3 separate regions of the Homo sapiens genome follow, and all the other regions are linked to region 2. A link is an interaction called in ENCODE POLR2A ChIA-PET data of the cell type or tissue named here. Cell type or tissue: MCF 10A. All regions are shown on one strand. Region 1 has its middle 40 kb from the start of LINC01745. Region 2 overlaps LOC101927711 (a long non-coding RNA gene). Region 3 has its middle 13 kb from the start of NTPCR.

Region 1 (4,000 bases), 190 kb before region 2:
TAATTCATTTTTTTTAAAGAAAATGGGGTTCTTGGTTACAGCCCTGAAGCCAAGCTTGCTCAAACTATGAAAATATATTGGAAAATGACACAACAGGTTATTAGGCAGATGGTTTGTCAACATTTATAAAATTATTGATGACAGCTCAGATTTACTAAGAATGTATCATGCCAACTTAAGCCCCTCTTGGTGTTTTTATGGATAAAATGGTGACACATAAGCCACATGAGTTCTCTTAGGTAGAGTCACAGCTGGCTGAATATTCAACAGTCATCTCCAGAAAGCATTGGTTGATGGCTCAGGGTCAACATGGAAGAAGTTCTTAGTGATGATCATGATGCTTAACCCAGGCCTGCTAACCACGGTAGCCACAACCTGGGTAGGAGTCTGATACTTTATATGCTCTGATATGGTAAGATATTAATACCATGAGATATAGGATGTACGGAGCTTAGGAGGATAGAGTACACTGTCTTCACCATAGTGATGTCCCCCTTTGGTTCAGAAATGTGACCCAGAAGAGTAAAGAGTTTAGAAAGTTTCTGTGTGGTTAAAAAATGAAGTAAAATAAAGTTAATTGAATAAGGACTGTAGGCAGTAGGCCTTCAAGAACTAGAGACAATAACTGAGGACTCAGTAAGATCTTAGGGCATTTGTAATTGCATGTTATGACATTTTTAAATGTAAACTGTTTCTCTAAATATTTAGCACTAAAACACTCAATATGAAATACATTAAAATCTTGATGCAGTACCCGCTAATGTGAGTGCAGGATAAATGCATAAATGTGCAAAATGCCCTACTGAGATTTCCATTCACCCCACCCTCACCCCTGATTTTCACTCCAAAGACTCCAGGTTCCCATTGGCACCACCTGCCCATAAGAGCCTTCCCCAGCGTGCTTACTGCATTTAACACAATCCTGCACTGAAAGGCACCTGCAGGCAAAGCTTTGCCTCTTGGCCTTGCCAGTTAGTTCTGGAGCCCACCAGACACTCTTGGTTTACATTCTGTTAAAGGCAGACTAGGATCATATGGCAGTTCTCTTTGTGATTTTTTGAGGAACCCACATACTGTTCCAGAATGGCTGTACCAATTTACATTCCCACCAACAGTGTGCAAGGTTCCCATGTGCCCACACCCTCACCAACACTTCTTCTCTCTTATCTTTTTGATAATAGCCATCCCAACAGATGTGAGGTGATATCTCATTGTGGTTTATATTTGCATTTTCCTGATGATTAGTGAAGCTGAGCAGCTTTTCATGCACCTGTCGGCCGTGAGTATGTTTTCTTTAGAGAAATGTCTATTAAAGTCCTTTGCCCATTTTTAAATCCAGCAATCCCACTTCTGGGTATGTATCTGAAGGAAATGAAATCAGTATCTTGAAGAGATATCTATACTCCCATGTTTATTGAAACATTATTCACAATAGCAAAGACATGCTAACAACCTGAGTGTCTGTTGATGAATGAATGGATAAAGAAATTTTTGGTGTGTGTATATAAAGGAATATTATTCAGCCATAAAAAGGAAATCCTGCCATTTGCCACAACATGAATGAAGCTGGAGCGCATTATACTAAGTAAAATAAGCCAGACACAGAAAGACAAACGCCACACGATCTCATTTGTGTGTGAAATATTTAAAAATTCAATTAACAGAAGCAAGAGTAAAATTAGAATGCTAGTTGCTGGGTGGGTGGGATAAGATATTGGTCAAAGGGTACAAACTTTCAGTTGTGATTAATAAATTCTAGGGATCTAGTGTATTAATTAATAAATTCTGGGGAGCTAATGGGTGATTACAGGACCATAGTTAACAGTTCTTTATTGCATATTGTAAATTTGTTAAGAGAGCAGACCTTAAGTTTTCTCATCTCCAAACAAAACAAAAACTGTGTGAGGTGATGGATAGGTTAATTAGTTGGTTTGTGGTAATCATTTTACAATGTATACACATATCAAAACATCACGTTGTACACAGTTAATATATCTAATACTTATCTGCCCATTAAAAGCAAAACCAAAAGATCTTTTTTTAAAAAGTTCAGAGCTTACTGTCCACACCCCTCAATCAAAACTTCCTCAGAACATGGAGTCACCAGCTAGCTTCCTTTCTGCAGACCAGACTCAACTGGGACACAGGCGGCCTCTCAAACCTCTGCCCTCTCCACCTCCCATGTCAGTGTTCAGTGTCAAGTTCTAGTAGGACTTTACGGTTTAGTTTTCTGTTAACACGGGTTGTTTGAAGAGGACGAACCCTTTCCTCTGAACACTTTGAAACACATTTGAACAAACAGAACAGCCTTCAAACAAAGTTTGAGACCAATCTCCTCACACCTTGGAAAAGCTCCTCGGCCTTTTGGTGATTCATTCCGCCCACTGTAAAGTGGGAAGTTTATAATAAACAGCACCTGCCTCAGAGGTCCCTGGAAGCCTTGCTGGCTGTGGGATGGTTTCTGTTGCCACAGCATGTGTGTACCTCTGAGTAGACCTGCAAATATGAGTCACCCTGGTACGTGCCCTCATAAAATTATACACAAAGCATGCCTTCCTAGCTTGGCAATTAACTAATTAATTGATGGCCAGGGTATACAATGGAGTGTACAGTCTAAACCGCATTCATTACTGCTTATAGAATTCCATGAAAGCCTAGGGAAGAAGGTGCCACAGAAGTGTAGGGCATTATTGCTGCTGTAGTGGCTGCAGTTGTTAGAGGCTGGGTTAGAGATGGGGAGCTCAGAGAGCTCAGAGTCAGGGGCCCTGGGTTTCCGGTTCTGCCAGCCTCTCATTTAGTCTTTTTTTTTTTCTTTTTTGGGGGGACAAAGTCTCGCTCCGTCACCCAGGCTGGAGTGCAATGGTGCAATCTCAACTCACTGCAGCTTCTGCCTCCCGGGTTCAAGCGATACTCCTGCCACAGCCTCCCGAGTAGCTGGGACTACAGGCCCGTGCCACCAGGCTGGGTAAATTCTTGTATTTTTAGTACGGACAGGGTTTCACCATGTTAGCCAGGATGGTCAATCTCCTGAGACCTCGTGATCCGTCCGCCTCGGCCTCTCAAAGTGCTGAGATTACAGGCGTGAGCCACCGCGCCCGGCCTCATTTAGGCGTTTTAAAGGAAGTGGCTTCATATCTCTGTTAATTTAATCCAGTATGTGAAATCATTACAATACTAAAGACTCTTTGAAACAGGCGTGGGATAACCAGAAGCTAGAAGTGCATTAATAAGTCAGCAATATGGTAATAGCACCCACGGTTGTACAGATGAGGATAGATTTAAACAAAGGCCACGCAACTCAGGTTCAATTCAGCATTGTCCTTCCAAAGTCTTCACTCTGGAAGGCCTTGCTATCCTTCCATTTTGTATTTTATTGTTTATTTTTATTTTTATTGACACATTTTAATTGTACATATTTATGGGGTACAACGTGATGTTTCCATACATATATATATGTTAAATAATGACCAAATATCCATCACCTCATGCATTTATCATTTATTCGTAGTAAGAACATTCAAAAGCCTCTCTTCTAGCTCTTTTGTAACCCACGGCTTCCTACTGTACAATAATAGATCACCAGAACTTATGCCTCCTTTCTAATGGTAACTTTGTAGCATTCTTCACTTTAATACAATAAATATTTATGGAACACCAACTGTGCTAGGCACTTAAGGGAATAAAAAGATGAAAAGAAAAACTCATTTTCGGGTGAGCTGCAATCTAGCTATGGAGCTGAGAAATGAACACGAACAACTAAGACCCCGGAGTAAGTGCCAGGAGATGTTACAACCAAAGGCTCAAAAAAGATACTAAGATTGCCGAGGAAGGTGGTTAGTAACTAATTTGGCTGGGGTCATCACGGAAGGTTTTGTGTCCTTTGGTGAAAGCTTTGAAGGACGGTAATAGTTTTCTTTTTGGTTTGGTTAGTATTTATTTTTGTTTTTGCCAGGATGGGGAGTAATAGGAGGAAGAATAAAATGCATTCAAGGCAGAGAAA
Region 2 (4,000 bases):
CAGGTACTAATTTTTTCTACAACCTTAACAGTGACAGACATTATTACAAATTTTAAATTTTACCTAGTAGTTTTTTAAAGTTTGCCAATTTTTTATTGCATTATTTGTCCTTTTTGCATCAATATTTAGAAGGCTTTGACTATGAAGAATATTAACTGTTTGGTTGCCATATGTGTGTTCAATAATTTTTCCTACTATTTGATTTCTGGCATTATCTATGATATCTTTCATTATACAGAATATTTTAAATTCATATAGTTATATATGTCCTATATTTTCTTTATAAATCTTGAATTTCCTGTCATGTGTAAGAATGTTTTACTCATCCCAGGGTTATACAAATATTTGCCTACATTTTCTGATACTTTTATTGGTCAATTGCTGCATTTAGATCTTTCATTTATCTTAGGTTTGTTTTTGCACATGGAGTGAAATTGAAATCTACTGTATTTTATTCCTGACAGATAAACAATTAAACATCTTTTTTCTCACTGCAAATAATGTCACATTGATTATATATTCTTGGTATTCTTTCTTGTCTTTCTGTTCTAGTTCATTGATCTAATCATCCATTTCTTTGTCAACCCCTTACTATTTTGATTAGGGTTATTATAGTTTTATCTGGTAAGGCATGTTCCCCACCCCTCCAAACTAGTTCCAGAAAACACCAAATGCATTGGCATTCCGATTGAGATTACCTTCAAAATACAAATTCATTAAGGGAGATTGTTTTTCAATGGTAAGTTCTCCCATTGGGCACGAGGTAAACTTCCCAGTTCATTTTGGCTCTGGTTTTGTGCCTTTCAATGAGATTTTATAGCTTGCTTCAATGGGTTCTGCCCCCTCTTGCTAAATTTTAAAACTATATATAAAATTAAAACAGCTTTTTGAGATTCTGTTCAAGATTCTAAACTCTCTTCTTTACACTAGTGCCTCTTAAAACCACCTTCATTGGAATCACATTGTAAAACACTTATAAAAATGTATATTCTGGCTGGGCGCAGTGGCTCACGCCTGTAATCCCAGCACTTTGGGAGGCCAAGGCAGGCGGATCCTGAGGTCAAGAGATCGAGACCATGCTGGACAACATGGAGAAACCCCGTCTCTACTAAAAATACAAAAATTAGCTGGCGCACGCCTGTAGTCCTAGCTACTCAGGAGGCTGAGGCAGGAGAATCACTTGAACCCGGAAGGCAGATGTTGGCAACAGAGTGAGACCCCGTCTCAAAAAAACAAAAAAGTATGTTCCTATGTCCCCCAAAACTTAAGTCAAAATCTCTGGGTGTGCCCTAGAAACCTGCATTTAAATGAATTCTTACAGGTGTCACCTGTGTACACTGAAGGCCGAGGGCATTGCTTTGTCTACTTTACCCAAATAAGACCAAACATGCAACCTCTCCACACTTCCCTGTTTAACTGAGTTGGAATAGATCAGTTTCCAACACCTTCTCCCACTTGAACTTTTGAACAACCCCATCCCACTGCTTTGGGGGCCATGAGAACTGATGTGTGCCTCTCAGGAGGAGCATACCAGCATCTGTCAGGATACATTTTTAAAATGAGCTGATAATGCCTAAGACCATCATTGTTGATTCTGGCAAGGCTTCAAATAGCAGCAACCAGCAAATATTTCGCCCTTCCCGTGGTTTCTGGCAGTGTTGCAGCTGTTGCCTCATCTAGTGAACATGCCGGGCCTAAGGGCAAACAGACACTTAATTAGGTTAGGGTGAGCTTCAAAAACTCGAGAGTAGGCATAGCAGTAATGACCACCACACTTTCTCACTAAGAATACTCAATGCGTGCAAAGAAATAATTATCCCAAGAAGCCATGGTTTCTTTCCTCTACCCCCCACCTTTTTTGGCTGTTTTATTTGAGATCCATGACCTGATAGAATTACTCATTCAAAGAATGCAGTGGTGTTCAATCACACAATAGGAGCCATGCTCTATGAAATACCTGAAAGCCAGTGTTGGTCTTTAGATGTGAGTTTCAGCATGAGCTGAGTTTCAACAACGCTTGGTATCAACAGCAGAGTCCTATTAACAGAAGAAAAACAGTCCAATCCTGGCCTGACAGAAAAATCAAGGTGAACATGCTCTTTTTCTTCTTTTTTTTGAGACAGAGTCTCTCTCTGTTGCCCAGGCTGGAGTGCTGTGGTGCAATCTCGGCTTACTGCAATCTCCGCCTCCCGGGTTCAAGCAATTCTCTGCCTCAGCCTCCTGAGTAGCTGGGATTATAGGCACCTGCCATCATGCCTGGCTAATTTTGGTATTTTTAGTAGAGATGGGGTTTCACCATCTTGGCCAGGCTGGTCTTGAACTCCTGACCTCGTGATCCACCCGCCTCGGCCTCCCAAAGTGCTGGGATTACAGGCATGAGCCACTGCCCCTGGCCCAAAGTGAACATGCTCTAACCAAAAAGAGACTCAGTTTTCTTAAAAAATTCATGCTTGGTTGGTCAGACCATGCCCAGTGGGACCATTGTGGACATTTTCAACATAGTTGACTATATATTTTATTGATTGTTGTTGTACAAAATGACAACCATCTGCTACCTAGAAGCAAGGATCTCATATGGTCAAGCTGGAATTCAGGGGGCATCTTTTGTCTTTTGAGACTGACCAGAGCAGCAGTACTTCTTTCTGTCCTTCATCTCAGTCACAGACTGAGGGGACCGCTGGTCCATCAAGGGCCAGAGGAAACTAGATCACAAATGCACATGTGTGCACATACATATTCATCTATTCTAGCCTCCATTTATTTGGTTGTCTCATTGCCTATGCTATTTCTTATTTCATTGTGGTGTGTGTGTGTGTGTGTGTGTGTGTGTGTGTGTGTGTGTGTTATGCTGTTATGATGGCTTTGTGGTTTGTCAATTCAGCTAGGCTAGGGTACATTCCCCAGAATTTCCCAGTATGTGAGAGGGGTGGGCTATACCAGATACTCTCTCATAAAGGGTGGAAGGGAAGACGCAGGCATTCTGTAGCATGCACGCACTTTCTCCTAGGTGCTTCTGTGAAGAGACTTCACAGATATAAATAAAGTCCTTAATCAGTTGACTTTAAATTAGGGAGATTATCTTGGGTGGATTTTAATCAATTGAAATGCCTTAAAAGAGGACATATGTCTTTCTGTGTCCGGAATTGGTGGGTTCTTGGTCTCACTGACTTCAAGAATGAAGCCGCGGACCCTCGCGGTGAGTGTTAACAGCTCTTAAGGTGGCGCGTCTGGAGTCTGTCCCTTCTGATGTTCAGATGTGTTCGGAGTTTCTTCCTTCTGGTGGCTTCGTGGTCTCGCTGGCTCAGGAGTGAAGCTGCAGACCTTCGCGGTGAGTGTTACAGCTCTTAAGGCAGCGTGTCTGGAGTTGTTCGTTCCTCCCGGTGGGCTCGTGGTCTCACTGGGCTCAGGAGTGAAGCTGCAGATCTTCACAGTGAGTGTTACAGCTCATAAAAGCAGCGTGGACCCAAAGAGCGAGCAGTAGCAAGATTTATTGCAAAGAGCGAAAGAACAAAGCTTCCACATTGTATAAGGGGACCCGAGCGGGTTGCCAATGCCGGCTCGGGCAGCCTGCTTTTATTCTCTTATCTGGCCCCACCCACATCCTGCTGACTGGTAGAGCCCAGTGGCCTGTTTTGTCAGGGCGCTGATTGGTGTGTTTACAATCCCTGAGCTAGATACGAAGATTCTCCATGTCCCCATCAGATTAGTTAGATACAGAGTTTCGACACACAGGTTCTCCAAGGCCCCACCAGAGCAGCTAGATACAGAGTGTCAATTGGTGCATTCACAAACCTTGAGCTAAACACAGGGTGCTGATTGGTGTATTTACAATCCCTGAGCTAGATATAAAGACTCTCCACGTCCTCACCAGAGTCAGGAGCCCAGCTGGCTTCACCCAGTGGATCCCGCACCGGGGCTGCAGGTGGAGCTGCCTGCCAGTCCTGCGCCGTGCGCTCGCGTTCCTCAGCCCTTGGGTGGTCGATGGGACTGGGTGCCGTGG
Region 3 (4,000 bases), 68 kb after region 2:
TGATCAAAGTATATCTGGCACAGAAGGCAAGACTATTAGTGGAGTCATCTTTAAATAGAGAGAATTTCTTAAGAGAGGAAATGGACTTGAAGGAGCCAGAGAAGTAACCCGTGTGGCAGTGAGAGGTTTTTCAACGCCACGGAGGCAGAGCATTGGCTAAGCTCCTTCGCCTGGGCAGGCCCCTCAGCGAGAGTGAGTGAGAGTGTCTGTCCATGGATGTGTGAATGAGTGAAGGGCCATTTACACGAGAGAGTAGGAAGGCCATCTGGCTCTGACCTCAAATGCTCTCCCAACACACAATCACAGCAATCACACAATGACAGGAACTGAAGATGAAGACAGATATCATACAACTTTAACTCAGAACAAGCTACTTGAAATCATTACCAGATCACATCACTCATGGTGATGGTTAATTGTATGTGTCAACTTGGCTGGGCCAAGGTGCTCAGATATTTAGCCAAACGTTTTCCTGAAAGTTTCGGTGTGGGTGTTTTTGGATGAGATTCACATTTAAATTGGTGGACTTTGAGTAAAACAGATTGCCCTTCATAATGCGGGTAGGCTTCATTCAATCAGTTGAAAGCCTGAATAGAATGAAGACTTACCTCCTCGTTCAAGAAGAAATTATCTAGCCTAACGGCCTACTCTGCAGATTTTGTGTGGGCCAATTTCTTAAAGCAAATCTCTCTCTCTCTCTCTCCCCATCCTATCAGTTCTGCTTCTCAGGAGAACCCTGACTAATGCACTCAGTAAGCTATAAATTAAATTTTGAATAATTGTTGCAATCATTTTGTGAAAAGCATAGTTATATGGGATCCCATTTCTGTTTTAAATTTTAATTTGGGGCCGAGGGTGGTGGCTCACGCCTGTAATACCAGCACTTTGGGAGGTGAGGTGGGTGGATCACTTGAGGTCAGGAGTTCAAGAGGAGCCTGGCCAACATGGTGAAACCCCATCTCTATTAAAAATACAAAAATCATCCAGGCATGGAGGTGGGCACCTATTATCCCAGCTATTCAGGAGGCTGAGGCAGGAGAATTGCTTGAACACGGGAGGCAGAGGTTGCAGTAAGCTGAGATGGCGCCATGGCACTACAGCCTGGGCAACAGAGCAAGACTCCATCTAAAAATAAATAAATAAATAAATAAAATAAAATAAATTTTAAACTGTTAAAGGTAATTTTAAAAAAATTACACAATATTTTATAATCCTCTTCTACTACCCTTCCTTTAGCTCACTCTGATCCAGCTATACTAGCTTCCTTCCCATTCCTTAAATATACCTCAAAGACCTTGCATTTGCTATTCCTTCTGTTGGGAATACTGTTCCCTCAGCTTACTGCATGATTTGCTCCCTTGCTTTCTTCAGAACTTCAGTCAACTGTATTTGCAGTGAAGCTTTTCCTCCCCTCGACTCATCTTAAGCAGAGCTGCAGATGTGGTGCAGTCCGTGCATGCACATCTGTGCATGAGAGAAGGTCTCCTCTCAGCTCACCCAGCATCTCCTGTGCCACACGCAGACTTTCAGCTGCTTTCCCAATTCAGTGCACAGAGCCCACATAAAGGGTTATGGCTATGCCTTTTCTTTAGTGACAGCCATTTTCAGGGCAATTACTGATCCGCAGTGGTAATGGATCTAAAGATGCCTCGATACATTTGAATTTCAGCAAAGCACTCGGTAGTCACATAGGGAAATGAAATCAAATCAAGTTATGCATTAGAACAGGCCAGAAGATGTCCTTCCTTCACCCGATACAATGCATGTGTAGGGCATGAGTGTCCTTATTCCTGGCCATGCCTGAATCCCACAACATAATGTGTTTGTGTGTGTGTGCGTAGAAGTGGGGGTGTATATGTGCATATTTTCAAAAATGTTATTTATAATTTGGAAGACACTACATACAGAAAAGTATTGTGATGAAATTTAACTCATTTTCCCACAATTCACCCACATGACCATTACTCTTTCTGATGACTTTTTTCTGATTATTTTATGCAGCTGTTTTAAATTTTATTTTTATACACTTGTAATTACATTGCACATGTAATATCCTATGCTGTTTCGTGTACTCCACATTATTTCATAAGCATCTTTCCATCCTATCAGTTAGACTTTTTTTCTGATTGCCAAGGACTCTAACGATACTGAGACTTTATAATTTCATATGCCCCGAGGCAGGGCTGGCTTTGGGTGAGAGTAATTCGGTGGCTCAAACAATTACAAGGAACTTGGCTCCCTTTGTCTCTCTGCTCTGGCTGGACATGTGCTATCTGGCACAGAAAGAGGCAAACTCTGTCTCCTATTCATAAGGTGGGCAATTCCCCAAACATAGGAAAGAGTTTAGATGCTTGGCGGCTAAAATGAATGTTAAATTTGTACTATGATATTTCATAAGACTATTGTGAAATGTTGAATGAGACAATATGTGTACATGCTCAGCACAGTGTGTGGCATGTAGGAAGTGAGCCTGATAAACTTTCAGTTTTTTGATAATGATGATAAGAGAAGGAGAAGCTGCTACTTGAGGATGATGAAACTCTACAAGCCTCACTTGTATCTCGACACATCAGGGAGAGGCAACAAGCACTTAGGCTCACCAGCAGGTCACTGGGTCAATTTAGAAGGAATACAGGAACAGAGGGAGAAGCTAAACAATGCCGTGGTGATATAAACACCAAAAACTGTGTGTTCGTATCTGCTGTGAAAACCGTACAGGACAAACCACTGGTTTCTTTAACAAAGAAACTAAGGAAAAAAGATCAGATGAAGGAGGTCTTTTATATTAACGGGATACAAAATGCATCACCAACTTGCAATGTATGAACCTTAAGCAGATCTAACTCAGTGCACAAGGGTCCTAATTGCTCCGTATCCTCATCAACACTTGTTATTTTCTGGGTTTTGTTTGTTTGTTTTGATAGTAGCCACCCTAGTGGGTGTGAGGTATCCATAGTGTTGATTTTTATACAGATTTTACTTGTATCATTAACTAATTGTGTTATGTGCATTGATGTGTTTTTAAAATTAGATTATAAGTATTTTTAGGGCAAAGACCCTGTTGTATACGTCTTTTATTACCCAAAAATGCCTAATAAGCACTCTGTACTTACTAGAGGTGATCGGTATGATTGTTGACACTGCAATTCTATCTGTTCAGAGTGCTAGTGTGTGCAGTAGACTGCTACTATACGTTTGTAATTTTTTCCCCCAAAGACCTTTAACACAAAGGAGGAGTTCAAAAATGTTCCACTGAAAAATGAACTACGGAGTTTAGAAATTCATTTAATTAGCAAGCATTAATTGAACATCTAGATACTGGGAATTGAGTAGTGAATAAACCTCATTTAGTTCCTCTCTCATGAAGGTTTTTTCATTTTAGCAGAAGTGGAAGTCATTAAATAAATTTAAACAACTCATCATTCAATTACAATCATAAGTGAAATGAACTAGAAGTTCAGGAGGCTACAGGACGCTTGGTGTGGAGGCAAAAGCAGCTCCATCTTGGATGTTCATCCATCCGCCATGTTGACTTCTGATTAACACTCATTCCAGGAATACCTCTAAGATTTCTACTTCCTGCCGGGCGCGGTGGCTCAAGCCTGTAATCCCAGCACTTTGGGAGGCGGAAGCGGGCGGATCACAAGGTCAGGAGATCGAGACCATCCCGGCTAACACGGTGAAACCCCGTCTCTACTAAAAATACAAAAAATTAGCCGGGCGTGGTGGCGGGTGCCTGTAGTCCCAGCTACTCGGGAGGCTGAGGCAGGAGAATGGTGTGAACCCGGGAGGCAGAGCTTGCAGTGAGCCGAGATCACGCCACTGCACTCCAGCCTGGGCGACAGAGCGAAACTCCGTCTCAAAAAAAAAAAAAAAAAAAGGTTTCTACTTCCACCTACTTACTGTGAATGCTGCTCTTAGGTCAAAACAACCTTGATGTTACTGTAAACACATATTTACCATAAATCCTGTCCTTAGGCAAATTCCTTATGCTATACAA

What was found. ChIA-PET counts read pairs that join two places held together with the same protein. Peaks named below come from ENCODE experiments on the same cell type or tissue, not always from the same donor. Only the 100,000 strongest peaks of a DNase experiment are listed, where the experiment ranks them.
Region 1: POLR2A ChIA-PET joins it to region 2 with 8 read pairs; 4 of 35 experiments call an interaction of 5 or more read pairs at or near these places.
Region 3: POLR2A ChIA-PET joins it to region 2 with 5 read pairs; 1 of 35 experiments calls an interaction of 5 or more read pairs at or near these places.

What each region holds. Positions count from the first base shown.
Region 1 is chr1:232,676,215-232,680,214 of GRCh38, forward strand. No RefSeq gene overlaps it. Among named protein-coding and RNA genes, the nearest start is that of LINC01745, 40 kb to the right of the region's middle. In MCF 10A, no CTCF peak of the experiment used is centred here; a DNase peak (open chromatin) is centred at 2,447.
Region 2 is chr1:232,867,488-232,871,487 of GRCh38, forward strand. All of the region lies in intron 4 of LOC101927711 (a long non-coding RNA gene), which reads left to right. Among named protein-coding and RNA genes, the nearest start is that of MAP10, 64 kb to the left of the region's middle. In MCF 10A, no CTCF peak of the experiment used is centred here; a DNase peak (open chromatin) is centred at 1,654.
Region 3 is chr1:232,935,641-232,939,640 of GRCh38, forward strand. No RefSeq gene overlaps it. Among named protein-coding and RNA genes, the nearest start is that of NTPCR, 13 kb to the right of the region's middle. In MCF 10A, no CTCF peak of the experiment used is centred here; a DNase peak (open chromatin) is centred at 2,291.